2 separate regions of the Homo sapiens genome follow, and region 2 is linked to region 1. The links are chromatin loops, found by intact Hi-C in ENCODE. Cell type or tissue: sigmoid colon. All regions are shown on one strand. Each heading gives the region's core, and the rest is flanking DNA. Links, peaks and the distances in the headings are about the cores only. Region 1 has its middle 35 kb from the start of LINC02668. Region 2 holds the start of LOC105376358 (a long non-coding RNA gene).

Region 1 (15,835 bases), core at 3,418-11,417:
TTATCGTATAAAGTCTGCCCGTATCAAAGGCAAGATTCATGTTCAGACTTGGCTTTGCGTTGCGGCTGGTGGTACCAGTTACGAGGACGTCCTACTTCTGTGAAGCCTTTTTTCCTTCCTTGCTTCCTGTATCTTGCTTGCAGGCATTCATCTTACTGTGCCGAGTGCCCTAATGCTTAGCCTGCAGGAAATTCTTTCTATATTATGAACTATTTCAGTCATCAAAAAAAATAGGGCAACCTAATAAACACACAATCCGGTGCTTAAAACATCAGTCATGTTTTAAAATCATTACAACAATATTTTGCATCATCACCCATTCTTATTAAAGAAATAAATCAGTGTAGTTACAATTCAAATCTCCCATATGTATCTCCCTGATTCTTTCATTTTATCCTTCCTCAAAGATATGTATTGTCATGGCTTTGGTATTTCATTAGCTCCACCAATGCACTGAGGTTTTTACCGTGTATGAAAGTACATATCTCTGAATAGTAAATTAAACTCTACATATGGCATAATTCTAAAAATGTAATTTTATGTCTTGTATTTTTCATTCAACATTTACTGTGATTTATGCATATTAATATGTTAAACTCTCATTCACTCATTTTAACTACTGAAAAAAAATCCATCATATAAAAATGCCAAAATGAAGGTACCCATTCTGCTGCCCAAGGATGCTTGAGCTATTCCCAGCACCTCTCCATGACAAGGAGGGCTACAGCAAATGTTATTCCATGCATCTCATCGTGCACCTGCATGAGAGTTTTTCCAGGGGACATAACATACCTAGAAGTGCAATTTGGGGTCATGAAGTGTGCACCTTCTCTGTTTAAATATTGCCAAATTGATCGCCAAAGAAGTGGTATGATCTCATGGTAAGCTCTTGATAAATATTTGTTAGGCAGACCTAATGTATCTCGGGAAAGCAAACACCTCCACCTCCAGCCTAGCTAGGTCATATCTGGGCAGGTAGCAATCAAAACTTCATCAATAATCTTTGCAGCAGACCTCTGCCCACAAAAGAAGACCCTGACATGAAGCTAGAAATACTTAAGATTTCGTGCGATGGAGTGTTTAATCCCAGCTTACCTGATATGGCAGACAAGTGATTAACCAGCTGATGTATATCAAAAACCAATCTATCTGAAAGTCAGCCCACTGTGTTACATAATTGGGCTGCATTCTGTAACGTTTAATTAGATTGTCGCTGGCCAGCCCCTAGAGTTTTATTAATTTAATGACATTGAAATTAGATGGTCCTAGTCTTGTTGTGAAAACACTTCTGCCTGTCTTTGAGCAAGAGCATCTGTGCTCTTGAGTGCTGCCCAGGAGACCGGCCTTGCTACCCAGACCTCCCAGGATGAGAACCCTCACCCCAAGAGCAAGCCACATGGGAATGATGGGCAGATGCCCAGAGGGAGTGAGGAAGAGATGTCACCCTGACACCTTACGATCAGGTGCAGAGGCCTGTGACACAGCAGACTGGGGTTACCTTCTGCAGCAAACGTGAGCCCCACACTTGCTACTGTCCATGCAGCCTAGAGCAGCGTGGGTCACCTCTCCTGGCCTCCGTGTCCTCATCTGTAAAAGGGGGATCGTAATAATACCTACTTCATGGGTGCATTGTGAGAACCAAAGGAGTCAATGCTTACAACAGTGCCTGGCGTGTGGCAAGTGCTACCCCAGCGTCTGCTCTGACCATCCCTTTGTGTTACCAGGAAGGTGAGGTGTGTGAAAAGCAGCATGTTCTTATACCACAGGTGTGGAATTAGAAGTGCATGGAGCAGATCAAAGCAAAGCTTCCCCCACACTCCGTTTTACTCATGTAGAGGAAGGACAGGGAACCCCCAGTGCCCCCGCGCCCCCCTCCCCCATCTCTCCAACAGTCAGGCAGAAATACCCACCCACTTTGTGAGGTCCCCCTAGAGCTTCGGGCTTCACGGACGCCTTTCCCTGTGACCCATCGCCCCTAACATTGGCCATACCTTTCTTGGCTCCTGGCTAGATAAGAAGTTACACTTGTTCAGAGCTTTGCAAACATGAAAACCCTTTTTATATGTTTTATGCTTTGTGCTTGATCTTTTTCACCTACGATGTTACAATGTTACAATCCATTTCAAATCTTTACAGGGAGGCTGAATAAGAATTGTCTGCTGCATTTCTGAACAGTCTTATTTCCCATTTCCACCTCTGCTGTCTGGAAGAATGACTTTTTTTTTTTTTTTTGAGACAGGGTCTCACTCTATTGCTCAGACTGGAGTACAGTGGCACAATCACAGCTCACTGCAGCCTCAACCTGCCAGGCCCATTCCATGCTCCCACCTCAGCCTCTCAAAAAGATGGGACTGCAGGTGTGTGCCACCATGCCTGGCTAATTTTTTTTTGTATGTTTTGTTGTTGTTGTTGTTGTTGTTGTTGTTGTAGAGATGGGATCTTGCTATGTTGCCCAGGCTGGTTTGAACTCCTGGGCTCAAGAGATCCACTGGCCTCCCAAAGTGCTGAGATTACAGGGGTGAGCCACTGCCCCTGGTCTAGAGGAATGACAGTTTGATGGGAGAGTCAGGTGCCCCTAATAGCTCAAATGACCTCTTTAGTCTTCAGCCTTCCAGTGTGGAGAATGGCATAAGGAATCTCACTCAACAGCTCGGCATGAGCATCCAAGATATTCACGACTATCAAGACCACATGAGCCTTTTGTGTGGTAGGTGTCCCCCGCCCACGTCCTATTCTTGCTGCCTCCTGTCTTGCAGGCTTCTTACCTCTCCAAATCCCCTTCTAGGCAGCAAAATCGCCTGAACAGCCACGGAGCCCAGCCTCACCTTAGCCATGCAGAAAAACCGCTGCAGATATACGTTTGCTCTTCTTCACTTTCTTCCTTTCTCTCTCTGTATTAGTCCATACTTGGATTGCTATTAAAAAAAAAAAAAAACCTGAAACTGGGTAGTTGATAAAGAAAAGAGGTTGAATTGGCTGATGGTTCCCCATGCTATACGGGAAGCATGGCAGCTTCTGCTTCTGGAGAGGCTTCAAGGAGCTTTTACCCCTGGCAGAAGGCGAAGCCGGAGCAGGTGTCTGTCATGGCAGGAGCAGGACCCAGAGAGAGCGAGGGGGACATGCTCAGACTTTTCAACAGCCAGATCTCGTCATGACTCACCATCAGAGCAGCACCATGGGGACGGTGCCAAACCATTCATGAAGGACCCACTCTCCGATCCAATCACCTCCCACCAGGCCCCACCTCCAACACTGGAATTACAATTCAACATGAGATTTGGGTGGGGAAAAGATCCACACCATATCACTCCCCCTCCCTCCTTCCACAAATAAGAAATGTTTATTACTTACTTAATTTTTGTTTGGGATTCAGCGAGTCCACGTGCAGCTTTTTTACACGAGTATATTGCATGATGCTGAGGTTTGGGCTCAGGTGAACCCTCCTCCAAATAGTGAACATAGCAACAGATTGTTTTCGACCCTTGTCTTCCTCCCTCTTTGAGAGTTGCCAGCTTTGTGCTCACATGTATCCAATGTTAGCACCTCTAACATGTTTCTCTGAGTTGCCAAGCTGAGGACACAGGGTGCCGAGGCCACTCCACGCGCCGGCCTCAGGCCTGACCTCGGCAGCATCTGGAGGAAGAACGGGTTTGAAGGATGCTGAGGGCTCGTGTGGCTCTGTTCTGGACACTAAGAGAGTGTGTGTCTGAGGGCGCCGAGAAGGAGGGACTTGGGGAACAGCTCCATGGAGCGAGTCTGTTTAGAAAAAGAACTCTCTTGGCCAGGCGCAGTGGCTCACACCTGTAATCGTAGCATTTTGGGAGGCAGAGGTGGGCGGATTGCCTGAGCTCAGGAGTTCAAGACCAACATGGCGAAACCCCGTGTCTACTAAAATACAAAAAAATAGCTGGGTGTGGTGGTGCATGCATGTGGTCCCAGCTACTCGGGAGGCTGAGAGAGGAAACCTCAATTGCTTGAATTGCTTGAACCTGGGAGGCAGAGGCTGCAGTGAGCCGAGATCATGCCACTGTACTCCAGCCTGGGCAACAGAGCAAGACTCTGTCTCAAAAAAAAAAAAAAAAAAAGAAAGAAAGAAAAAGGAAAAGACCTCCCTCCACACCGTATACTTCTCAGGGGGCAGCGTGGATGACAGAGACGTCATCCTTGGATCTCCAGGGCACACACCCCATCATCTGTTCCTAAGATGCTTCTGTCGCCCTTTGGCTGCATTCGCCGTTGGGTGGGAGCAATCACACCTCTAACGTGGCTGCAGGTGTCACCTGCATCGCAAGCACATCCTCACTCCTGGCATCTCTTTCTGTGTTTAAGTTTCCTCCAGGAATGTGGAGGAAATTGACTGACTTTCTCGCTTCCTAATTTTCTCAACTGGACACATTACCGGGTGTCACACAGGGTAGTGGTCATGAGTCATGCTCACGAAGGGCCTTCGATGGAAGGAACTCTTTTCATACGCATGTCTCATCTCTCGCTCTTTCAGATTCCTTGTGAGAGACTTCATGTAGAAAGGATAGATATAAATATTCTTGAGGGCTCTGATGTTGTACGAATACTGATCTATCGCTTTGTTAATGATACCAGGGTTCATGATTTCCATCCTGTTCTCCTGACTCACTGCATCCTGGTGCCCAGCCCCAGGGCTATTGAAGGGATACTTATCTTTCAAATTAGCACCTTGTAAATGAAAGGGGAGGCTCATGCGTCTCAGTTGTGCCTGCCAGGTGTGGTCAGCATTCTCGATTGAAAACAAATGCTGCCTTCTAGACAGATGGCGGCACCCAGGGAGGGGTGGGAGAACAGGAGCCCTGGCTTTTAAGAATGTCAGGGTGCAGTTCTGAAAATGTTGAGGGTCTGATCTTTACTGAATGGCAAAGAAACGCTCCCTGAGAACTGCTGTAAGAAGAGCTTCCATTCCCTTATCCTCGTTGATGCCAGGTCTGGAGAGAACAGATTCCTGTTTTCACTCACAGCAGGTGTCCCCAGTGGAATCAAATGAACTTGCCGCCATTACTCACTCGGACACTTCATAAATGGAACAATTAAAACCCAAATAGCATACAGCATGCTTCTATTTTGTTCACAAACTTTAGAAAACCCTGCTTGAAAACTTACAGTTCTGTTAATATATCTGGAGAATACATAAGACTGAACGTCATGTGGCTGCTCAAACAACGATTTTATTTGCCTTTGTTGTGTTTGTTTGTTTTGTGAGACAGAGTCTCACTCTGTCGGCCAGGCTGGAGCACAGCGGTGGGATCTCGGCTCACTGCAACCTCCGCCTCCTGGCGGGAATCAAGTGATTCCCCTGCCTCAGGCTCACGGGTAGCTGGAACTACAGGCACCTGCCACCACACCCAGCTAATTTTTGTATTTTTAATAGAGACAGCGTTTCTCCATGTTGGCCAGGACGGTCTTGAACTCCTGACCTCAGGTGATCCACCCACCTCAGCCTCCCAAAGTGCTGGGATTACAGCCCTGAGCCACCGTGCCTGGCCTGTCTTCATTGCCTTTGAAAAGCCCCAGATCCAGCCTTCTAGCACAAGAAGGTAAGGAGGACGCTGCCCGTGAAATCCAGCCCTTTTGACTTCTTGTTTAACTCCCAGAGTTTCTTATAAGACCTCCTCAACTGCTTGGCAATTGTGAATTGTTCTTTTTAGTTAAGGCCTCTCCTTTCATGTCGTTCTTTTGTTTTTGTTTTTCAAAATTATAAATGAATGTTTCCCCTTTGAGGAACCATGACAAATATGCCTGACACCTGGACACACGGTTTCTATGAGGAATGGCCTTGCACCTGCAGCCGCTCTGTGACTCGCTGTCCTCGGGTCCCTGGAAAGGACAAGCACTGCTCATGCCTGTGTTTTCAGGGACCTCAGCATTGCAGCCTCAACACCCCACACGGGCGTGGTGAATGGCTGTTCTTTCCTCTTTCTTTTCTGGAAACATCTGTGGTCAATTTTTTTTGGTGGCAGAAACCTTCATTTTGTGATTAACAACTCTGAGGCAGTAAAGGATTTGGAAGGAAGATCTGTTCAGGATTTAAAGGACAATGTACAATATCATGTTACTGGAGAGTCCGTTGTGGCCCGTCGTTTTGTAAATAGGACTTGAGTTTTGCTTTTTTGGCTCTGTCTTTCGCCTTTCAGCAAGCCTCTCACTTTCTGTCTTCCATGAGTCATTGCAGCAAGAAAAATGTTACCCTTAAAATGCCCTCTTTTCTGAATTTTTTTTGTACTACAGTTAAGGGAGCTGCTTTCTTCTCTTGTTCGCAATGTCCAAAAGGAAAAGTCAGCACAGCAAAATGGCATTGAAACGCCTCCGCCTCTTGATTTGCTGCCATTCCCCTTTATTCTGGGAGGGCTGGCAGAGCTGGAATGTCACCAGGTCCCCACTTGTCCTCGTGGTTGCCGGTGGGTCTCCAGCAGCATGCCAGCGAGCTTCCAAAGTGCCCGCCTAGAGGGCCAGGTTTCCTCATGTCTCAGCCTCCTCCCTTGCTGTGCGTAGCCAGCGTCGGCAGCCACAGAGGCAGCTGCTTCACTCACTCCTGCACTGGAGGGGAGGCAGAGGATGTTCCCTGGAGCCACCCAGCCAAGTGTGGCGGGTCATGGCGCAGCCCCCCAACTTCCCACCTGGCCAGCATTCCTCTCCACTTCCCACTCTAAATTAGACTCCCCTCACTAGGGAGGAAGACAGGACACATTGGGAAGGGGCCCCAGGGCAGAGATGACTCGGGCCTGCCTCTCCCACCCTCCGGAGTCACGGTTCTCTGATGCCAGGACAGATGAGCTCCAGCTCTCTCTCCCATCTTCAAGGAGCATCTGAAACAAACAGGAACTTAGATGGGTTTCTTTATGCTTTCTTGTGACATTGAAACACCCTGCAGAATGCATGTGGTAGATCAAGACTGTAAATGAGTTTCTTCTGCAGTATCTTCCTTTCGAATGTATGTGGGTCTTTGTGTGAGTGTGTATCACAGACATCATTAGTGAGAAAAGCTTTGGAGAGCTCATCACAGCTAGTTCTTTTCCCCCAGCATGCAAAATAGATCACTGAGCCAGCTGTTTATGGGAAATAATTATTACTCCCTGACAGCACCTAGGATTACAGGGAGAAAACTTTTAAGAAGAAGGCACCCAATTTCAGAAGATTTTGCTGATTAATTTTCTCACCACTTCCATTCAGTCTGCTTGCTTGCTCCAAAAATGGGTTTCTAAACTGGAAAAAAAAAAAAAAAAAAAAAGAGTGAATACATAACAGAGCATGTTTCCCAGGCAGCATTTTGTAACAGAACAATCATTTCCAAATGTCTCCTCTCCAGTTATAACGTCTTGAACCCTCTGCCACTCAGCCCCTTCAATGTGAAAGGGCTTCAGGCCTTCACCCGATCACATCTTTTGAATAGTAAACACAGAGACTGATGTGTGTCAAGGAAAGCACACTGAGAAATGTCCTTTCCCCCAGATTGCAGAGTAGAAAAGCAGTAACTGTGATTTATGTTGCTATTGTTCACAGTGCGCTCCCTGTTTATAGTTCATTGCATAGAAACAACCCGTCATTTACCAGAGAGGCATGTGAAGATGCGTTCATCCAAAGGAATGTTCCCTAAAAACAGTCTGTGCCTCCAGTGCCCCACCCCAGCACAAGAACGTGCACACACACACACACACACACACACACACACGTCAAGTCGAATACCATCTTGAATGAGCAAAAATAGCGTCCACCTCCAGGAGATATTCACATTTTCTCAGTGAGCTTTCTCAAGCCAAGCCTTAAATTGAGCTTGGAATTTCCTGGAGCCCTGGAAAGGCACTGGCCTTCGATTTAGCTCCACTGACCTTTGTTTAAGACATCTTCCCAGAGTCCCAGTTTCCTCATCTCTGAATTGGGACGATATAATCTGTGTACCTCTCACTTGGTGAGGTTCTCATGAGGAATAAAGGAGATGATGGCTTTAAAGTTCCTTTGATAACTTTTACGTTGTATTTAAATATTGGAGGTTTACGGTTTTTTAGAAACATTTGAAGCAGCATCTTCAATTGGAAGTATCTTCATTTGAAGTAGGGATATCTTATTTTTGACAATCCATGTACTAAGACGTTAAAATAACTTACATTACAATAATTAATCCACTTCTGTTTATTCCCTATCTGAATAGTAATTGCATCTTTACCAGCTGATGTGAAGCAAACTGTATGCCATTTGTCTTTACTTGGCAATAATCATAACTTATACATAAGAGGTCTTACTACTCGATAGACATCCTAAGTGTTTTCACAGATTCCCTCATCTGATCCTCTCAAATCTTATCAATACCATTCACAGATTCACTCCTTTGATCCTCCTCATATCCTAGAAATACCATTCTTCCTCTTTTGCAGCTGGAGAAGTCAAAGCTCAGGGAAATGAAGTAGGTTGTTCATGGTTCACAGGTAGTAAGTGACAAAGCCAGAGTCTGAATTCTGTTTTTTTTTTTTTTTTTTTTTTTTTTGAGACGGAGTCTTGCTCTGTTGCCCAGGCTAGAGTGCAGTGGCATGATCTCGGCTCACTGCAACCTCCATCTCCAGGGTTCAAGTGATTATCCTGCCTCAGCCTCCCAAGTAGCTGAGATTACAGGCACGTGCCACCACAACTGGCTCATTTTTTATATTTTTAGTAGGGATGGGGTTTCACCATGTTGGTCAGGCTCGAACTCCTGACCTTGTGATCCACCTGCCTTGACCTCCCAAAGTGCTGGGATTACAGGCGTGAGCCACCACGCCCAACCCCAGAATCTGAATTTATAACCAAATGCTGTGGGCATCCATCATCTTATTCTCTAGTATCAAAGGAAATCTGAATGAGTGTGGGAATTTCCAAATTGCCTTATAATTACTCAAATTAATTTACTGCTTGTAACAACTTTCTCAAAAGAAAAGCAGGTAGTGTTATTCTATTTTAGAAAAAAAAAACCTTAAAAATGAGATCATATGTCCAAAGTAATCCACTAGTAGCCCTGAGATTAAAACCGCTGCCTCTGATGCTTTGGTTTGCGGACAATGACCCACTGCAATGGTGAATTATGTGCCACCTTATTGTAAGTGGTAGAACAGAGAATTGGGGTTTCCAGGAAGATGGCCTAGCTCAGAGCTCATGCCTGAGGCCCCACCTGCCCCTGGGCTAGTGGGTGCTCCATGCCAGGCACCTGGGTAGACTTGAGCTGCTGTGTTCTGCTCAGACTATACAACTGTATCAGTTGGAATTGACTCAGGAAAACTGACCTTGTACAGAGGAAGGGGTTTCATACAGGAAAACAGGGCTTACCCCGCTGTTGGAGGGCCAGCCCTGAGGCCAGAAAGGGACCTTTCTGATCTGCACATGTGGAGGCCACAGAGAGGCTTCATCTCAGGAAAGGGCCCAATGGCCTTGGACAAAGCTCCACGTGCCTCATCTGCTGAGACCCTATATCTGCTAAGGTCTCACACCTGCTGAGACCCCACGCCTGCCGAGGTCCCACGCCTGCCGAGACCCCACGCCTGCCGAGACCCCACGCCTGCCGAGACCCCAGGCCTGCCGAGACCCCACGCCTGCTGAGATTCCACACCTGCTGAGACCGCATGCCTGCTGAGGTCCCACACCTGCTGAGGTCCCACATCTACTGAGGCCCATCCCTGCTGTGGCTGCATAGCTGCCTGCATCCACCCCAGAGCCTGTGGCTTCTCCCTTCTTCCTGCCTAAGTGGGTCTGGAGACAGGGGTGTGGACAAGGCCCTGGGTTCTGAGTCCCGCCCTCAGGCCTGGGAGTGGGGACAGGTGGCACCTGTGTCAACACCAGCAGGCAGGAACCTGGGTTCACCTTTGGGACCCCCTGCCCACCCCAGGTGAGGGCCAGCACATGGCAGCCTGGCCTCCCAGGACTCAGGTCCTGCCTGGGGAGAATCCGCACGCGTGGTGTACTGCCATTGCCTCCAGATGCCCAGCCACATAGCTGGAAAGAAAGGAGCAACGATTTAAAATAATCACAGTGAAAACTCATTGAAAAAAATGCTGTTCACTGTGGACGGCCACATATAGACTGCAAGCTAGACCATAGATTCTGGTTATATTCTGTGAATATTTATTGCACTTTCTAAATGCCAGGCAAGTTTCTAAGCACTGAGCATACATTCCAAGAAGATATTCTAGAAATCCCCACCTTCTGGAAGTCACCTTCCACCAGAGGCCGTCAGATAATCAGAAAATAAATATATAAAATGTCAGGTGGGATGTGTCCTAGGGGAAGATGAATCAGGAGAATGGTAGGATGAGGCAGGAGGTAGGAGAGGTTGGCGGGGGCGGTGATGCCTTACGGGAGGGCAGCATGACATTTGAGGAGTGGCGCAAGGAAGGACACAGGCCTGTGGATGTGCGATGGAGGACGTCCCCTGCAGAGGGAGTGGCTGGAAAAAGCTGGTGGGGACAGAGCCGGTAGACGGTGGGGTGGGGCTGGTGGGACTCGCCACTGGAATGCTTGCAGACTGTGACACAGGTTTTGTGTTTTGCTTGGAGTGAGGTGGGAAGGCACCAAGAAGATCTGAGAGGAGAAGCGAGGGAATCTGACCAGAGATTTAAAAGGATTGTGCCTATGGGGCGCCGTGGCTCACACCTGCAATCCAACACCCTAGGAGGCTGAGGAGGGAGGATCACTTGAGCTGGGGAGGTCGAGGCTTCCATGAGCCCTGTTCATGCCACTGCACTTCAGCCTGGGTGACAGAGCAAGACCCCGTCTCTAAAAAACAAAGCAAAATGAGTAAAAAAGAAAGGATCGCAGGGATGATTGTGTTGACAACAGAACCCAGCAGCTGCCTCTAGAAGGGCCCTGTGTTGGGCTCGGTGCTCTCCTGGGCAACCCTGAAATCCTTAGTCATTTTTTAAGGAGAGGCTGGTGTTAGTGCCCAGGGCTATAGACCAGGCGGCTTCCCCAGAAGACACTCATTCTTTCCTTCTCGGGGGGGCTGGATCTGAGGTCAGGGTGTCCGTGTGCAGGGGCTGCCTTCTCACTGTGTCCTCACAGGGCCATCCCTCTGTGTGCATCTGGGTCTTAACTGCCTCTTTTTATAAGGATGCCAGTCCTGCTGGGTGAGGACCTACCCATGCGGCCTTATTTTACCCAAATCACATCTGTAAATGCCCGGTCTCCAGACGCAGCTACATCTCGCAGCCCTGGGAACAGGCCTCTGTGTATGAATTTTGGGGGACACCACTCAGCCTGACGATCCCTCTGTTCTGAGTATTTGGGCCTGGGCAACTGGAAGAGGGGGGACCCTGGTTATTAACTTGGGGAGACCAAGTCCAGCTTTCCTGGATGGAGGGGAAAAATGGGAGTTTCTCCCCTCTGAGTCCGAAACAAAATTGTGCAGTTGTCTAGTGGAAAACGGACACAGGTGTGCTGTTCAGGGGAGCAGGGGAGACGGGGACGTGACCTGGGCGTAGACTTTAATGGAAGCCCTCTCGGTGGTGGAGCATGGAGAAGCCTCGGTGTCAGAGCATGAGGAGGAGCAAGGTGAGTAGCATGTGTGCAGAGGGTGCACCTGCTGAAGAAACCAGGGACTGCTGTGTCCCCGACACCAAGCAAAGGAAGGTGTTAACAGAGGGGCCTGAGGTTGACGGTGGCCGTGGGGGCCTAGGGGACTAGGATGGGGACTGTCCCCTGGATCTGGCTCTGATGGTCAGTGCAGGGGCAGCGTCCGCCTGGACGGGAGAAAGAGCCCAGAGGGGAGGAGGGGAGGAAGGCTCAGGCCGCAGCTGCTCATCTCAGCAGGTCTTTCCTCCAAACTCCTCCTGGCTCACAGACTCTCAGGAAATCACACCAGAAAGCAAAGGAGAGTGCCATTACTCTGGAGGCCATTTGATTAAGCCCACTCTAATTGTTTGTTAGTTCCCAAACAGCAAATTTTTGTATTTTCATTATTAGTAGTTAAAAATTACTTGGATACTCCACGGTTGGCAGAGTTATGCAGACGGTCTCACCTGCGGGCTGCACGCAGCCGCTCCGTGGCGCACACATGTTCTGCCGAAGTCCACGTTTCCGTGCAGCCCTCACCACCTGGACGCCAGGGCGGCGCGGGGGAGCCCTCACCTCACGCCTCACCCGGTGTGGACGTGGCACCTGCTCGCTGCCCCTCCCCTCTGAGCAGCTCCGTCTGCACACTGCGTAAGTTTGGCTGCAAGGCAACAAGGAAACTAAGCTGGAGTCCGGCGTGGCATGTTGCCAGGGCCACCGGCAGGACAAGGAGCAATAAAAGTTGAATTTTAAAAAACAGATAAATAATGTATGTGTAGAAAAAGGAAGAAACCAGGTACAGAAGTGCACGTAGGTACCGTATCCACAGATTGAACACACATGTGTGCAAATACGTATCCCCACACACGTGCACACACACATACATACACACACACATACATACACACACACACACACACACACGTAGCTGTCATGTAGAAGCCACTGTTTTTTCAGCTCCATTTGTGACTTTTATCATAACACACTGCCCTCCAGCGCAGCAATGCCAGGTCTCTTATAAATATTTATGGCAACCTTTAGCTCTTCGGAAAGCAGCTCCTTCTGCCATGTGAGGCGCTGCTCTGAGAGGTGACAGGGGTCCCAGGCTTCTCCGCTCTGCCGTGGCTCACAGGCTGTGGCACCTCTCCATGGACCAGCTCCGGTGGGACGGGTCCTCTAGTTCACTGCCAGCAGGGTGACGGCGGAAACCCTGAATGCAGCGATTTTGAGAAGCAAAATCGGCTGTCGTGTGTTTCTTTTAGGAACTGCATCGGTGCGGTTGTGATGAAACCATTTCGCATTTACTGAGTGTGCACGCACTCAATTACAACACGAACATGTGAAACCAGAACAACGCACAGGAGGAAGGTTGGACATCAGAACTCTCTGTACCTGCTCTGCAATTTTTCTGCAAATCTAAACTTGCTCTGAAAAACAACATCCATTTTATTTATTGATCGATTTGATTTTTCTGTAGATACGGTGTTTCGTCCTGTTGCCCAGGCTGGTCTTCTAGGCTCAGCCATCTGCCCAGCTCAGCCTCCCCAAGTGCTGGGATTATGGGAGTGAGCCACCTCGCCCAGCCTAAAATCCATTTTAAAAAAACATGAGAAATGATTTGCATTTGGGACTGAAGAAGAATGAAAGGCACCTGTAGTTTTGACGCCAAGAAAGCCTAGTTATACCTTTATTTTATTAACCTACTATTCACCAGGTTTCTGAGTGTGGTTTCTCAGTGTGACCCTAACCCGTCTTAGGAGAGGCGGTGCTAGGAACTGCTATAGGGGGGCACAGCAGGTGGTCCCTAAAGTTGTGATGCTCAAGAGATTCACAGAATATCTGAAGAAAAAAGACACGTTTGTTTTTGCATTTTCTGTGGTTTTGCTGTTGTTGTTCATCACAAAGTTTGCAGGTTTGCTACAATTGTGAACATTCAGAACAAAACACAGAATAAGATAAAAATCATCAGCTATGCAATTGTTTGTTTTTTAAATACACATTCTCAAGATTTTGGTGTTGCTTTTTCTCAGGATTTTTCTCTGGGAACATGTTTATCTTTTCCTGTAGCTGGAATGACACTCAATTTTTAGTTTGGGTTTCTTCTTTTATTCATCATTATCCTGTGGCAAGTGTTTCCCCAGGGTATGAAATATTATTAAAAGTACAGACTTTAAGGGCTGTTTTGCTGTTTATCACGTGTATCATAATGTATTTAATGCTCCCCATCTTTTTTTGAATATTTAAGTAGCTTTCTGGGTTGAAATCTTGTAAATTACACTGCAATAAATGTGTTTATCATTGGTGCACATATCTCTACATTTCTAAAGGCTGAAATTATTGGGTCAAAGGTGAATTTTTAATGCTCTTGATAAATATTGCCAAACTGATCCCTTGACAGATTTTGATGCTATACCACCAACATTGTTTTTAGAGACAGCGTCTCGCCTTGTTGCCCCGGCTGGAGTGTAGTGGCAATCAGAGCTCATATCATGTCCTGGACTCAAGCACTACTCCTGCCTCAGCCTAACACGTGGCTGGGACTGCAGGTGTGTCCCACCACACCTGCCTAATTTTTGTATTTTTTTTGTAGTGAAAGGATCTTTCTATGTTGCACAGACTAGTCTCGAACTCTAGCCTTAAGAAATCTGGCTGGGCATGGTGGCTCACGCCTGTAATCCCAGCACTTTGGGAAGCCAAGGAGGGCAGATCACGAGGTCAGCAGATCAAGACCATCCTGGCTAACATGGTGAAACCCCGTCTCTACTAAAAATACAAAAAAAATTAGCCGGGAGTGGTGGCAGACACCTGTAGTCCCAGCTACTCGGGAGGCTGAGGCAGGAGAATGGCGTGAACCCAGGAGGCGGAGCTTGCAGTGAGCAGAAATCACGCCACTGCACTCCAGCCTGGGAGACAGAGGGAGACTCTGTCTTAAAAAAAAATAAATAAATAAGAAATCCTCTTGCCTCAGTCTCCCAAAATTCTGGGATTACAGATGTAAGCCAGCACACCCAGCCACATTTAACAATTTAACAAATGAATATTAATAGCTCATCTTTGTTTATATTTGAATATCTTTGATTATTATTGAGGTTAGGTATGTTTCCACTGGAGGTCTGACCACTTGCAATTCTTTCATTAATTGTCTATTATGACAATTCTTGACAATTTTCCCATATATCTATTGAAACATTATTTTCTGTCGTTTCGACTTGGCAATAGTTCTTTACACACTATGCTAATTTTCATCTCTCTTTTCCACTCTGATTTTAATTACCATGGTAACCTGGTTGTTTATAAATTTGCAAATAGAACTGATTTTAAAAACCTGTTCAAGGAAGGAATCTTGAAGGTCATCAAATATTTTCATTTGTATATTTTTTTTTTTTTTGAGATGGAGTTTCGCTCTTGTTGCCCAGTCTGGAGTGCAATGGCACAATCTCACCGCACTGCAGCCTCTGCCTCCTGGGTTCAGCGATTCTCCTGCCTCATCCTACCAAGTAGCTGGGATTACAGGCACGTGCCACCACACCTAGCTAATTTTTGTAATTTTAGTAGAGAGGGGGTTTCACCACGTTGGTCAGGCTGGTCTTGAACTCCTGACCTCAGGTAATCCACCTGCCTCAGCCTTCCAAAGTGCTGGGATTACAGGTGTAAGCCGCTGCACCCAGCCCATTTTTATAAATTAAAACATTTATTTTAGGGACTTCAAATTATTTCTTCACATTTTAACAGTCAAGTAGTAACTGACTGAGACTGGAAGTCACAGCTCTTGGCCACCAACTCAGCGTTCTTCAGTCATATGTGAACCCTGAGGACTGGCTACTTACAGGCCCCAGGCTGAGCAGCTCACGTACACCTTCCTGCTCAGCTCCGAGATAGGCATTATCCTTACTCTATAGAAAAGATAAATATACTGCCCTCAGTTTTCTAGGCAGTAAATGGGAAAGGCATTTCATTGCCAGTCTGTCTTATCCGAAGCCCATTGATTTTTAACAAATACTCCCACCAATGTTTAGAGAACTTCAGGTAATTATTTCTTTATATCTCTAATCCTCAGTTTTCTCATCTAAAAAATAGACCAAAAATAAAAATAACTAAACCCCTTTCTTTAGATGATTGCTGTGAAGACGCACGGGTGCTATGGAGGCAGATGTGAGTAGGTCTGCAACGATGGCACCAACAACCCCCTCCAGCACCTGAACACCCCTCTTTCCACCGGCGGTGGAGTCTGTTTCCCCGCCTTGAACCCCGGCTCACTTGGTGATTTGGTTTGACCAATGGAGGCAGTAGAGGTTGTCCT
Region 2 (15,835 bases), core at 3,016-11,015, 100 kb before region 1:
CCAGAGACACCTTGTAAACGTTTTCCCTCCCACCCTCTTATGGAGCTCTTAGAAGCTTGTGGTTTGTTGCTGCCTGATTCATGAATCGCTGTCAGCTCAAATAAACTTGTCAAATTTTTCATGTGCCTAAATTTATCTTTTAACATCCCTCAAATATGTAAGCCTTGTTTACATTAAGGATGAGAAACAGATTTCTATTTTCTAATCTAAACTTTTCTCCATGAAACATTCTAGAATGTCTTCCAAAAATGATTTGTACGTAGATAATATTTCTGAGAAACAAACATAGACTCTTAATTGGTGCATACCAAATCCCAGTTTCTTACAATGATTTTTTGATTGTGAATTGGATTTTGGTGGGGGAGGTTGGAATTTGGAAGGAGATATTACAACACTCACTGTTCCTTTAGTTGTCTGAGTAGGTACTGTTAACTAACTAACAGTGGTCACCCAAAAGATGGTGGTCACCCCATTGTGATCTAAAAGACAGTGGTAACCCTAAAGACAGAGGTCACCAGAAGTGCTGATTTGTGTTGAGGCAAAGGCAGACACACAATCCCGGGGTCCTGTGGGGTCCTGAAGCCAGTGTTCTCAGGGCACAGGAAAGTGGCGGGTGCACTGAGCCAATATTAACTGCTGCAGGGAATGTAGTTCACTCTGGTGTAATTGGTATTGTGTGTAAGGACCTCCCCTCCCCTCCCCTTCCCTTCCCTTCTCCAGACAGAGTCTCACTTTGTTGCCCAGGCTGGAGTGCATTGGCTCTATCTCTGCTCACTGCAACCTCCGCCTCCCGGGTTCAAGCGACTCTCCTGCCTCAGCATCCTGGGTAGCTGGGATTACAGGCACCCACCATCACACCTGGCTAATTTTTGTATTTTTGGTAGAGATGGGGTTTCACCATGTTAGTCAGGCTGGTCTCGAACTCCTGACCTCAGGCGATCTGCCCTCCTCGGCCTCCCAAAGTGCTGGGATTACAGACATGAGCCACTGCACCCAGCCAAGACATTTTCTTTTCTGCTTTTAAAGCATTATACTTATCTCAAAACATTCAATATAGCAAAAAAAAAAAAAAAAAGAGGGAAACATCCCAAAGCATCTGGCCTTCCCTCTTCATCCTTCCCCCTTGCCACCCTTTTAATCAAATCATCCGGACACCAACCAGGGTCACTGGGCCTACACAGTTCTGCGCGGTGCTAACAGGAAATCACTTTGTTTAGAACAAAAAATCACTTGTGATCACATCGCTTTGCTTGCTGGACAAAAATGCTTTAAAGATGATGTAATTAAATGTATTTAAATAAACTCTTGACACGGGTGTGAACTATTTTTAAATGAAAATAATTTTTTAACTGATCTCTCATTCCTCTGTGCACACTTTCAGAACTCTTACATACTATTTTTATAACAATTGAACCTGCTACCTAGCGGGATAGAATCGGTCTAGTGCTATCTCCTGAAATGTAATTACATACAGGAGGAAAAAGGCTGCTAGGTGTAGTATGGGAGATGCCGCTTCTTTTCAATACCATCACCGTCAGAGAATACACTGTAAAACTTGTTTTTCTACCATTTTCAGATTTCTTTTTGCTAGTTGCAGTATCTGAATTTGCTTTATTATTTACAAAGCTTGACAGTTTAAAACATGGTTTTCACCGACATGCCCTTGTACTTGTGTGATGGGGTTATTGTCTCTGCAGTAAATTCAGAATTCGATTGTCATGAGGCAGCTTAGTCGACCTCTGATCAACACACTCACTCAGAGAGTTTTCTAACCTCCAGGAAGGAAATAGCCCCAGGGCTGCTCGCATTTCTTTCTCTTTCTGAGCACTGCCCTTTCAGTGCTTTACCTAGTTTTCTTTATCATAGCCAATGTTCCCTACAGGCAGGAGTTCAGTGACAGTGGGGTGTGAAAACTTTGTATCCGAGCGTGGACATTAATCCTCCTGCCCCTCTGGAGCAACAACAGTGAAGGGAAGTGGGCCAGTTTGGGCAACATAGTGACTGCACAAAAATCACAGGGAGTTCACAGAGGATGGAATCTCATCCAGTTAACCTATTCCTGACCCTGAAAACACACACACACACACGTGCACACGAGAACACACACGCGCGCGCACACACACGCACACACGTACGCACACACCCGCACGCACACATGCACACGCACACCCACACACGCACAGACACGTGCACACGCATCACACACGCGCGTGCACACGCATCACACACGCGCACGCACACGCACACGCACGCACGCACGCACTTGCACACGTGCACACACATGCACATGGACACACACGCACGCACACACACACGCTACTGACGGCTCGCACAGCTCCAGGGGTGTCTGAAGCCTGTGATCATCAGCACCAGGGACCCAGAGACAAAACCAGCAGCCACAGCCAGGCCTCCAGGCTTCCTGTGGCTCCGCCCAGCACAGCACTGTATCTGATGTGTCGGGCGGAAGCTTCGTTGAAGACAAACATCCATTGTTAATTTCTGAGGCCGTGTCTGTTTGGCAGATGTGAGGTTATGGTCGGTCAGCGATGTCTGTCCACACATAGGCACGCCTCTGGACTCACTGAATCAGACACCCTGGGACCCGGCTCTGCGATCTCCGTCTTCCAAGCCGTGCAGGTGATGCTGGACCACACTTCAGTTGAGAATGAAGGGATGGAAATTATTTTAAATTGAAAACTCCTGAACAGTCAGCAGCCGCAGAAAGAAACTACCTCCACTTAAGCAGCTGCCCCAGGAAGCAGAGCTGCTTTGACCCCTCTGGGGGCATATCCTGCTTGGAGGAAGACTAAACCCCCCCCACACCGAGCAGTGCAGTACAGGCCGGGCATGGTGGCTCACGCCTGTCATCCCAGAGCTTGGGGAGGCTGACGATCATCTGAGGTCTACTCGAGACCAGCCTGGCCAACATGGTGAAACCCCATCTTTACTAAAAATACAAAAATTAGCCGGGTGTGGTGGCGCACTCCTGTAATCCCAGCTACTCAGGAGGCTGAGGCAGGAGAATCTCTTGAACCTGGGAGGCAGAAGTTGCAGTGAGCCGAGATCACACCACTGCCCGTCAGCCTGGGCAACAGAGAGAGACTCCATCTCAAAAAAAAAATAAAACAAAACAAAACAAAACCAGTTCGGATCAGCTGCCCATTAGCGTCAAGACCGAAAGGACCTTCCACACTCCCCGTGAAGCCCTGAGCCCCTGTTTTTATTGTGTTTGCTGGTATATAAACCCTTTCCTCATTACTGTGTCCTCACGTGTGTGTGCATGAGCACAGCCGATGGACCTTGCTCTCCCTCCTGTCCACCTGTCTGCTGTCCGTTCACTTGCAGACCCCAGATATTTCAAGCTATGACAGTAGAGAAAAAAGTCTCCCCAACAATAGAGAAAAAAGTCTCCCCAACAAGAACTGCTGCTGTCAGCCTGCTCACCTGCACCATGGTTCCCACCAGCACTCCTGTTACAAGTGACAGATGAAAACTCACGCGGAAGACGACCTCAGAGCCAACATTCCTGGAAGGAGGCTGCGCTGGGGGCCGTGCTGGGGGCTTCACGTGGAATATCTCATCTTCCCCACACAATGACTTTGCAAGATGGAAAACACTCGTCCACCCCAGCTGACCGATGGGGACAGGTTTGGAGAAAGCAGAGCCAAGGCAGGCACTGATGGAAACACGCGGAGAAGAGGGCGAGTGAGCTCGGCGCCGGTGGCGGGGGCACGCAGGGAAGAGGGCGAGTGAGCTCGGCGCCGGGGGGCACGCAGGGCAAACACCGGGCTAATCGGGTGAGGGGGCGCAGCAGACACGCTGCTGCGGGTAGGATTTTCTTTTGGTCTCAGATCTGATTTTGTGAAATGGGAACATGAGCAGCACCTCAGGTTTCTGTGCTAAGTGAAGCAATTCCTGCAGTGCCTGGCATGTTGGGGGGCTCCACACCTCAGAGTCCTCCTGCTGACCCTGAGGTCATTTCTCTCCCCTGCTCAGGGGAGCCCAGGGGACCTTCAGTCCAGACCTGACCTGCCCCTCACCTGCTGAGTAAGTTCAGGTAAACGATTTACTAGCTTTCTGTCTGGGCTTCCCCTAACTGTAAAATGAAGCATTGGGGGTGTCTGGGTGGAGGCCTATGCATCTCCCATTCTGTTTAGATTTGAGGCCTCAGTCAACAAAGACTTAGTGAGCACCTACTATGTGCACGGCACTGTGCGAGGAATTAGGGATCTAACACTGAAGCAGGAAGACATGAGCTCAGTCTTGGTGAGGCTTACAGTTTGTAGGGGAGAAACACAATCATCAGTGAATCACAAAGCCAACATTTGATGACAAACTGTGACAGGTTTGCTCTGGTTGCCATAACAGTCTATCACAGACTGGGTGGCTTAAATCACAGACATTTAGTTTTTCATCGTTTCAGAGTCTGGAAGTCCAAGATCAAGGGACCAGAGGGTTGGTGTCTGGAGACGGCTCTCCTCTTGGGTTGCAAATAGCTGCCTTTTCACACCATGCCCTCCCATAGCAGAGAGAGAGAGAAAGGGGGAGGGAGGGAGAGATGGTTGGAGAGAGAAAAAGAGAGGGAGAAGGAGAGAGAGAGAGAGAGGGAGGGAGGGAGAAAGAGAGGGAGAGAGGAGAGGAGAAGAAACGGAGCACACTCTCTGGTATCTTTCCTTTTAAGGAAGCTAATCCTATTGGATTAGGGCCCTGCCCTTGTGACCCAACATAACCTTAATTGCCTCCCTACCCCACATACACCCACTCTGGGGTTTAGCACTTCAGCATGTGAATTTTGGGAGGACACATACATTCAGCCTGTAACAGGTGGTGTGAGGCAAGTTCATTGTTCCGTGTCAGGACCAGTCTAGTTTATCAGGGGCTCAGTAATTCAAACAACTTTACTATGATTTGAGGAAAATATGAGTGACTGAAAAAGAGAACTTAGGCAAACTGGGTGATTTATTTGCCATCTGTCTATAGTATCAACTGAGGTTAGAAACCCCATACTCTGGTATCTAATAACTCGGTTCTGGGCATCTATACAGACTTTTAATATATCCATGTTTCCAAGCCGAGCAGAATGTAGAGGAGAGGGGTGTGGGAGGTGGTAGGGCTGAAGCTTATGGGCAGAGGAGACGAACAGGGCATTGCCCTTTCACAGTCATTGTGGTGTCTGTGAGTGACAGGTGAGTGGCCCAGTATCAGTGTATGTGACAGATTCGGATCTGAAACAGACAGCCCTAAATTAGATTCCAACTCCATCTCTCACTGTCTCTGAGACTTTGAGAAGTTTCCCTAACCTAGAAAACCTCTACCTCCGTATTTACAGAATGGGAGAAAGGCCAGTGCCATGAGGTTGCTTTTAGAATTAATTGGAGTAGCACATGCAAGCCCTCGGCTTTGGGGCTGCTCCGCCGTGTGGCTCCCAGCGCGCTCCGGTCACCTGTCTGCAGCAGGCTCAGGTTCCCGTCCTGAGCCAGTCAGAGTGGCACTCCGGGGTGGACTGTCCCCACAGGGTCTTCAGCCAGCAGCAGCTGGAATGGGCCCCATCAGTGAGACAGAGGACGGAAGGGGAGAGTTGCATTTCCAACCCTGACAGCTAAAGAGCAGAAGATGACAGGTTCCCAGAGACCTGTAAGCACAGACCTGCCAGCTCTTTCATTCCTGGGCTGTGGGCTTTTTTTTTTTTTTTTTTGACAAGCTAAGAGAACAATATTGGGCTTCCCCACAAATGACTGATTTTCTCTGAAGGCAAACCCCCCAGATTACATGCACTCAATCATCTGGGAACCGGGCCAGACCCAAACAGAGGTTTTGTCCATAAGATTTCAGGGCAGCTTTTTTACGGTCAGAGTCTTGCAGAGGGGATGAATTACAGTGGCCACTTAGAAAATTTCCAAATAAAGAAATCCTAATTGTTTCAGGGTCAGTGAGGCCTTCTCTCACCTGAACTGGGATCAGATTAGCAGCAACAACAATGAATGAGTGATGGAGACGGCATCCGGCACCCACAGTACACACAGAATGGTTATGTTTATCTTCCATCTCCTGTGCCAGCTTACTGACATGGGGCACTGCAGTTCCCAGAGCAAGCCTGGTGAGTGGCAGAAGCCCAGAGGCTGCAGACCTGCCTTGTAATTGGGGACATCCCCAGCGCTGCGAGAGTGGTTTTCCTCACACCACCTGGCTCAGCCATCTGGGTTGAAATCCACTGTGCATAATCACCTTTCCAGGCATCTCCCCTGAGATGTGCTCTGACGTGGGCAGGAAGGAAGGCTCACCTGCGAGCATGACATTGCACTCAGAGGCGCATTGCTTCCATCAGTGACCAGACAAACCATTCCCTACATTATTTTTCTGGTCAGGGAGAGCATGAAAAATAATAGCTCATCAGATTTTAAGCGTGCAGGGATCTGACGTGACATTGCTCAGAACAGTCACATTTGTCCCTTCCCATACAGGACTTGTCCCCTGATGAGCACATGGGACAATCATCCAAGTAGAATGAAACCAGCTGGGAGAAGCCACCACACATCCCCTTCAGAAACAGCAACTCTCCCACGCCTGACTGACTTCCTGGTGCCTGGAACTCCTCTGAGTGGAGCAACTCTATTGACTGAGATTATCTCCATAAAGTCCAGGTGAAGGTGAAAATAACAATCTCACCATTTACTGATTGTCAATTTCCTGTCCAATAAGAAAAGAATAAGACTTCAGGGAGGCAGGGCAGGCAACAGGCACGTCTGAGTCCATTTCTCAGCTGAAATCTACAAGAAACTGAGGACCTCAATCCCCCAACCCTGGAGCAATGCAGTCCTGCCGGTATGCTTGTAGGGGTGCTCAGAAGCAGACCCTTCCCCACCTGAGCCTTCAGATGAGTCCTCATCCCTGGCCAGTACCTGAGTGTGGACTTGTGAGTGAGCCAAGCCAGCCATGCCACACAAAGATTCCTGACCCACAAAAACTGTGAGATGATAAATGTGCATTGATTCAAGCTGCTAAGTTTGGGGGCAACTTGTTACACAGCAGGAGATAACTACTACACCACCACCATGATCTGTTTTTTGGCCTTTGAACGTATCTCATTTATTCTTTTTTTAAATTCTGTTTTCCTCTCCAAGATTGCCACCCAGTGTCTGTCCAATTCCTCACCCACAAGTCAGTTTCCACTTTCCCTCTGAGCCCTTCTGATTTTTTCCACTCATGATGGTTTTTCTCTTCCACAAGACACAGAATTTATTGTCTCAGCTGTGCCATTCCAAGATCAGGGTTTCTTTAAGCATTCCCCCGGCCTTGGAATAGCACAGCTCAAAACAAGGTACAAATGGGATTTACTTTTTTTTTTCTGTGCTCTTTATGACTGTATTACATCCCCTTTCACTCTTTTTTTCTTTCATTTTTGAAAATATAATAATGTTATCAACTAAAGTCACCATGTTGTAAAATAATATCTTGAATTTATTTCTCTTATCCAACTGAAATTTTGTATCCTTTGATCAACGTTTCCCCAACCTCCAACTCCCCCATTGCCCAGCCCTTAGTAACCACTATTCTTCTCTCTGCTTCAGTGAGTTCAGCTTTTGAAAATTTTCCACAGATGAGTGAGGTCATGTGGTATTTGTCTTTCTGTGCCTGGCTTATTTCAGTTAATATAATGTCTTCCAGGTTCATCCATGTTGTTGCAAACGACAGGATTTTCCTCTTTTTTAAAGCTGAATAGTATTCTGTTGTGCATATGTACCCCATTGTCTTTATTTGTTGATGCCTTGTTGGACACTTAGGTTGAGTCCATATCTTGGCTATTGTGGAGAATGCTGTAGTAAACATGAGACTGCAGAGATGTCTTTTAATATACTGATTTCAAAGCCTTTAGATATAAACCAAGAAGTGGAATGAATTGATCCAGGTGGGACTGAATACCAGACAGACAAGTCATCAACACTAGTAGGATTTGCATTTCTTTAGAAGCAAAGCTGGAGAAGATTGGAGGTTAGGCACTGGATCAGCACTGGTTGTCCAAATAAAGTAAGCATGAGAGTCGGGTGAAAGGAAGGAGTAGCCACTGGGAAGGGTCCATGAGAGGGAAGCAAGTGTGAGTGAGTGCTATAGACTGCTGGGGGTGGGGTGGGGGTGGTGCTGACACCTGTGATATGTGTGTGTGTGTGTGTGTGTGTGTGTATGTGTAACTTTCCCTCTAAATCTCTAAGTTACCCAACGGCTCCCCAAGAACCTGGTAACCTAGTGGAATGCAATGCTTTGAAATCCACTCAGTAAATATTCATTGAACCAGTGTATGAAACTAGAATCCCTGTTCATCCCTTTCTTTCTTTCTTTGCAATCTTTAAAAGCAAAAAGACATATATTATTAACAGTTCATTTATAGAGTCAATTCTATTTCTAAAGAGATAGAGCATATTTTAAATGTGTTACTTTTTTAATGTTTATTTCTATGGCTATTTAGGCTTAGTTTATATTCAATTTAACAGGGAAAAACATAACGAATTCAATAGCAATGCAAAGGTAATATAAATAGTCTAATAACAAGATATGATTTTCATTTGGCCCATATTAAAACTGGATTTAGAGGAACCATGCAAATTCACACTTAATAACAAATATATTTATATGCGTCTATTAATTTCCCATTCGGAAACACAAAAGCTTTCTAGATAAGGTATTTTACTGTCTGATATAAGGCATAGTTCTAATTATATAAAGGTTTAGGAAAATCAGGCCTAGTCAAGTTATATCTACATATTCATATGACTTAACTAAATTAATTGAGTATAATAGACTAGAATTGTGTAAAAATTAATATTTGGAGTTTTTATGTTGTTGCTGTAATTTTAAAAATGCCAGGCAACTGGTTTGACTAAAAGTTCTCACTGCTTTGGTTATAGCCAAACTATAGGGGGGAAATGTTTATTTTAACTGTTAGTTGTTACAGGCTAATGGTTCATCATGTCCTTAATAGAAATCAGACCCAGATGTTTTAGATAAAAGCATACCATTTATTCAGACTATATCCACATTAGAAGAAGAGAAATAGCAATTTAGTAATAGTCAGAATTATTTTACCAACGCAGGCAATCAGTTTGGAGCATCTGCTACCACCAGAATCCTTAGGAGATCAAATCATCATTTCTGCGATCAATGCAACGATGTTTGATCATCTTTAACGTCTACTATACTCTCTGCTTGCAATTCTTTTCCAAATTAATTAATTTAGCCAAAAATCTCAGGAAAACAATTTAGCCTGAATGTAATACTCTGTTTCCCCATAATGAAAAAGATAAATAGTCTAAAACAGAAAAAATAAACACACAGCAAAACACGTGCTCTTATACGTGGAAAGTTAAGCTAAGAATGTTTGGGGGAAATTGGCAGACCTTAAGTCTTGAATTTTCTGGGACCTTCCCTCTATTCTTCTCACTTTCAGCTAGCATCTTCCATGCCGTGGTATACAGCATGATAGGGTTTGAACTACACATGTTGCTCCTCTTATTATAAATGCCTAATCCTTAGCTGAAACTATTTGTCACAATAATATCCTGTAGTGAAGACTTTTACAAGATAATTACATGGTGAGTAAACAAGGCAGTGTTGTCTTTTATCTGTTCTAAATGGGATGTCTTCTAATTTTATCACCTACCTTTTGTTCATATATTATTGGGCAGGGTAAATAAGAATCACTGAACAGCCTTTCTAAATCATTTGTTATTATCCATGCTACTATTTCTATAAACTAATGAGCAATATTTAGTGCTTACGATCTTCCCACTTTATAAACATCAGCTTTCATTGTTTCTGCATTAGGTGGAGGAAATATTGAGCCCAGCTTTCCCTTTGAATGCTTACAAGGTTGCTTGTAAAATATTCTTCTGATGACACAGACTGGAGAGAACTGTGTCTTTAACCTATTGCATTTAACCCAGGGATGCTCACTGCTAGCTGAGGGTGGCCCAAAATGGAGGCCACAAATGAACCTCTTCTCTACTCTTCTTTCCTTTTATCCTCTCCTTTCCTTTCTCCTTTCCCTTCCCTTCCCTCCCCTCCTCCCCTACCCTCTCCTTTTTCTTTCCTTTTCTTTCCTTTTTTAAAATTTTTTCTTTCTTTCTTTCCTTCCTTCCTTCCTTCCTTCCTTCCTTCCTTCCTTCCTTCCTTCCTTCCTTCCTCCTTTCCTCCCTTCTAACATTTATGGACACATTACCATGAACACAGTGGACGCTGTTGTTAATTCCATCTTAAAAATGAGGAAAATGAGGTTTTAAGAAGTTAGGCAACTCATCTGATGTTACACATCTGAGAGGTAAGAAAGCTGTACTGAAACCAGGATCACCTGACCCTGTGATACAGCCTGTCACTCATTCACTTCATGTCTCTCAGAGATCTCTTCACGTGCCAGTCTCACTGCTCGGAGGAGCACAGAAGTCTCATTGGAGAATATCTGGGTAGTACCAGATAGGGAACCTGTCCTCAGAAAGCCACCTTTCTCACCCAGATACCCCTTCGGCTACTTGATAGATCACCTGTCACGCCCATCACCTGTGCCTATGGTCAGCGTCTCCCCACACTTGCAGCTGCTCTCAGTGACTAGGGCAAAGTCTGACTTTGAAAGCTCATTTCAGGTGCTATGCACGTGACAGTGTACCAGCAATGTCTGGCTTGTTCCTTCTCCCATTCCTTCAGGGGTGGTCAACCAATTCTGAGAAGGAAGCCCTGCCCCCATTCCTCCATCCCCACATCCCCGTCGTCCTCGGCTCCCAGCTCTGCCCTTCCATTTCTGGCATGCCGGTGGGTCGAGCATTGTCTGCCTTCTGGGGAACACAAACCCTTTTGAGTTGTTGGGAAGTTTCTGATGCGTGAGTTGTTGGGAAGTTTCTGATGGGGTCAGCTCTGGTTCTCATGGGCCATTAAAGTTGGATTGTTGAGGGCTAGAAAGGAAGACAAAAGTGCATGTCCTGAGTGGAGGTATGAAGGGTGAATGGGGACCGGACCCTGAATGGATGCCCTGAGCAAGCGAGGGGTCTACCAGATGGAAGCCCAGAGGTCCGAGCTGATGTGGAGGACAATGGACAGGGAGGGGCAGTGCCCACTGCTTGTGCAATGGTAAGAAAATGTACAGAGGGAAGGACAAACCCCAGGAGCTTTGCTCAAATACCCAGCCGCCCTGGGACTCCCAGACACGCAGGCCCAGCCTACAGTCAGGCACCCAGCCAGGTAAAGCGCCCATCCCTGGAAGGGGGTTTTTGCCCCATTGCTACTGGAGTTCATCATTGGTGGTTTATTATGATGGAGCTTGGACAAACTACAAATGGGCACTGGGTGTATCTAATGCTGTATGTGAATACTATTCATTTTTTAAAAGTATATAATTCAAATAAACATTCTTTAATAAAAATGAAAAAAAGAAATAGTGTTAAAAGCACCAAAATTGTGTGTTATAATATTGCATGTACAATGAGATAAAGGTGATAGCCCTACCTGGTGTACAAATACTTAACTCTAAAGTCCTGAGTGTAAAAAACAAGAAATACAAAGCCATACAATAACTACAATGCAGAAAAGTTGCACTACAGAGCAAAAGGCAACAGTGAAGACGTTTGGAGATTTTATAGCATTTCTGTAAGTACTGCAAATCCCCACACTGGCTGCCAGGACCCCTGGCCGGATGGTGATCATGGTGCTGGGGTGTTGGTTAGATTGCACCTCCAGGGTAGCAGAGGGTGTTTGCTAATTATTGGAGTGGAGATGGTTACCAAGCCGCCTGTCTCTGAAAATCTTGCAGAGATATTTTCTTTGTACCACAAGGCTAAAATTAAGCAGTGCGATGTTTTGTGATATAAAAGTGTGGGTTTCTCGGCCAAAGAGTTTCCCAAAACTGTCACTGCCAGACTTTCCCAGGGACCAGCACTCCAGAGGGTTAAAACAGTTTCCCATCAGTGACTGTCTTTCAAGAGGTCAGCTGTGTGTGTGTGTGTGTGTGTGTGTGTGTGTGTGGTTGTGTGTGTTTGTACACAGATGTGTGTGTCACAGGAGAATTTTTTTTTAAACAAGTGATTTGCAGTTCCTATTCCCCTTGAGAAACTTGGCTTCCTAGCAAATTGCAATATGAAAAGCTGACTAGAATTTCTCTAAGATAATTTTAGCTCATTAAATGATTATCTTGTTGTAACTAAAACCCAGACACTGTGTTAAATATTGCAGATTTATGTAGAGAAAGACAGGATACCCGCCATGAACTGAGGGTTTATGTTCCTTCAAAATGCCTGTGTTGAAAGCCTCATTTCCAGTGCGATGGTATTTGGAGATGGGGTCTTTTGGCGGTGATTTTTTTATGAGGGTGAAGCTCTTATGAATGGGGTGAGTGTTCTTTCCTTCTCTCTCTGTGCTCTCTGACATCATGTGAGGTCACAGCAGGAAGACGACCGTCTGCAAATCAAGACTCCAGTCCTCCCCGATGCCGAAACTGCAGCTGGCACCTTAATCTTGGACTTCCAGCCCGCAGAACTGTGAGAAATCAGCATCTGCTGTTTAAGCCGCCAGTCTGTGAGATTTTGCTATGGCTGCTTGAGCAGACTAAGATAATACCTGCTATCAGTTCCGAGTAGGAGGTGCCTTCCCACTCTCAAAATATACACTTCATGTACATTTAGTGAAAATTCCTCTATCTCAATGTCCATTGGCACCTGCAGGTCCCCTTAGGAATGATTTGAACCATGCCCCTCATCCCCCACCCACCCCAGACTCTGCATCCACACAGACACTTCCAAATGACAGCAGGGGCTGCGTGCAGAAGCAGGAGGCTGGCTTCTTCCTCTTGTTGTTGATATACTTCAGGTAAGAGTTCTTGTCAATACTTTGGCTAAAAGCTTTGTCATTTATCCAAAGATTTGTGTCAACTATTCCTTCACACATTTCTTCCTTTATTTATGCATTGATTCAACAAATTCTGAGGGTTCTCTGTGTCCTGAACACACGCTTGAGGTACAGGATCTATCTTAATTGTACTCCCCATATACCATTTGAGAAGACTGAAGTTCAGAGAGGTCATGAAACTCACCTCATGCCCAATAGTCAATCCTGGAGGAGTCAGGGCTTGAACTCAAGTGATTCTGATGCCAAGGTCTATATCCCTACCAGAATAAGGACTTCCACAATATCTCAACCTGGCAAGCATAAGTACCTTATGATTACCCACCAGACATTATTTGCTATTTTAAAGAACATTTTATGATAGAACATTTTAAACATACATATATTAGAGAAAACAATTTAGTAAATTAGTAAATTTTCATGCACTCGTAACCCATCTTCACCAATTTCCAATATTTTTCTTTCTTCTTTCATCAATCTCTATCAACCTCCACATTTTTTAAGCTTCAAAACTTTAAAGCAAATCTCAATGTGTCACTTTTTGCACAAATGTTTTATTATATTCCAGAAGATGTTTTTATATTTAACCACAATGCCATTATCACTCTCAAGAAAATTGGCAACAATTTCTTAATAATACCAAATGCCCAGTCTGTGTTCAATTTTCACTGATTGTATCAAAATAAATGTCTTTTCCCCATTGGTTTGTTTATATCAAAATCCCAACGTGGGCCACATTGCATTTGTTGATTTCTTACCTTTCCTATCATCTACAACAGCTTCCATTCCTTAGCTCCACCTTTTTTTTTTGTTTTGTTTGTTTGCTGGGTCTTTGGAAGAAATGAAGAAACTGAGTCATGTGTCATGTGGAATCTCCCACATTCTGGATTTGGCTGTATCCCCGTGGCTCCCTGTCTATGACGTGGTTGAAGTGTGAGTCTGATATCTAGGCACATACAGAGGCTCCTCCCCATGGAGAGCTCTGCTACTCTGCTAGGCATTCCTGTTCCTTTTTTCTTTCTTTCTTTCTTTTTTTTTTTTTTTTTGAGACGGAGTTTCGCTGCTGTCACCCAGGCTGGAGTACAATGGCATGATCTTGGCTCACTGCAACCTCTGCCTCGCAGGTTCAAGTAATTCTCCTGCCTCAGCCTCCCGAGTAGCTGGGATTACAGACATGTGCCACCATGCCCCATGCCAGCTAATTTGGTATTTTTAGTAGAGACGGTGTTTCTCCCAGTTGGTCAGGCTGTTCTCAAGCTCCTGACCTTGTGATACGCCTGCCTCGGCCTCCCAAAGTGCTGGGATTACAGGCGTAAGCCACTGCACCCGGCCAGCATTCCAGTTTCTAAAAACCATGACACACAATGGATTCCATCTCTGTTCTAGCCTGGGCATGCTGTCTTTACCTTGTGAAGATAAACCCTGTTTCTTATTGTACTTTCACTGGGGCAGTAGATACATAAATATCACACATTTTCAGTCTTTTAAGCCTAAACAAATAAGTGCAAATAAAATCAAAGTGTTTTTATTTTAAATTCCAGCTTCCATGGTCGGGCTGGAGGATGGAGTAGGTGACAGAGCGATGCAGGATCTCCCTGGAATCAGATGTGAGCCTCTTTTTCTTACGCAGCTTTCCCCTTGGAGATCTTTTCATTTCTTATGCATTCTGCTCCCACCTCCATGGTTGGTTTCTATTTCAGACCTGAATCCACATCAGATCACATCTTTCTTCTTGACTGTTCTATCACAACTTACACCTAATGTGACTACAATCAAGCTCAAGACAATTCTCCCCAAACCAGGTCTCACCCTAAAACTCCCCTTGCTTATCAGTGGCACCATGTTCAAAAGGCTTACAACCTTGAACTACTGTTTTTTTTCTTTTGTTTCCACATCCACTCCCTTACCATTGTTCAAGCCAGCATTTCTTTGTACATTCAGGAAATGCGTGTGCCATGAATGAAGCAAAGACCGATCCAAGAACAGAAGAGACATGTAGTCTTGTCTTCCTATGCCTTCTGAGGATGCCTTGACCAAGGGAAGCTCATGGAGATGAGCAAGAACCAGAAAGTCCTGAGGCTGTTGATGAACAATCAAATCCAAATGCGTCCCTCCCTTTCAGAATTGCCGGCTACCTGCTTACTTCAAGACTTAACATCAAATGATCAAAAATTATTTTCAGAAACCAAATTGTTTCCAAGACATAGGCTTTCTAGCATTGAAAAGGATCAGAAGAACATACTAAGTCCTAAAAGCAGTTTCAAAAACAGCTCTAAAGGATTTTGGCTGATTCCTTAGAATAAGCGGATGGCTTGCCAATAGCACGATTGTAAATAGCTCTACTCTGACCTAGTGGTTTGTGATTCAAGATTTGGGGCATTTATTACTGAACAAAAATCATTGTTTCTCCAATCCAGAATAGAATGTGGTTGATATGAATGTTAGACTGTTCTACATAGAGAAATTGTTACCTGGGAAACCACTCGTATTCAAAGACAACCTGACTTTTGTGCATGTTTTTTGAATGTCGATATTACACCTTTGAGTGGTTTGACCTCAACTATTTGTTTTTGTTTTTAAGACAAAGTTGGATACCTTTAGGTAAAAGTATACAGTTGTGTAACTATCACCACAATCAAGATAGGGAACAGTTTCATTGACCAAAAAGTTACCTGTGTGACTTTGCAATTGATCCTCTCCTCCAATCCCTAGCTCCAGGCCAATGCTGGTCTGCTCTCTGACATGATGGTTTTGCTTTTTATAGAATTTCATAAGAATGAAATAATATGGCATGTGCCTTTTTTGTGTTTGAATTCCTTAACTTAGCATAATGTCTTTGACATCCATCCATGTTGTGACATGTGATACTATTTTGTTCCTTTCTATTACTGGGTAGTATTCCATTGTGTGGATACTCCATGGTATTTATGCATTCACCAAAGCCAATAAGCATCTGGGC

Evidence for each region. Peaks named below come from ENCODE experiments on the same cell type or tissue, not always from the same donor. Only the 100,000 strongest peaks of a DNase experiment are listed, where the experiment ranks them.
Region 2: a loop joins it to region 1, with 2.4 times the contacts of the local background. A loop is called at or near these places in 2 of 110 quality-filtered maps.

Annotation. Positions count from the first base shown.
Region 1 is chr10:3,284,551-3,300,385 of GRCh38, reverse strand. No RefSeq gene overlaps it. Among named protein-coding and RNA genes, the nearest start is that of LINC02668, 35 kb to the right of the region's middle. In sigmoid colon, for the core only: no CTCF peak of the experiment used is centred there; a DNase peak (open chromatin) is centred at 7,645; H3K27ac peaks cover 172 bases.
Region 2 is chr10:3,385,923-3,401,757 of GRCh38, reverse strand. The region is part of intron 1 of LOC105376360 (a long non-coding RNA gene); the gene reads right to left. It overlaps LOC105376358 (a long non-coding RNA gene), which reads left to right and starts at 4,403. Exons shown (of 3, transcript XR_930568.3): 1 at 4,403-4,455; 2 at 5,925-6,097; 3 at 6,462-10,057. It overlaps LOC105376357 (a long non-coding RNA gene), which reads right to left and starts at 4,263. Exons shown (of 2, transcript XR_930567.3): 1 at 4,198-4,263; 2 at 3,324-3,676. RefSeq lists enhancers at 1,572-2,148, 2,149-2,726. In sigmoid colon, for the core only: no CTCF peak of the experiment used is centred there; a DNase peak (open chromatin) is centred at 6,121.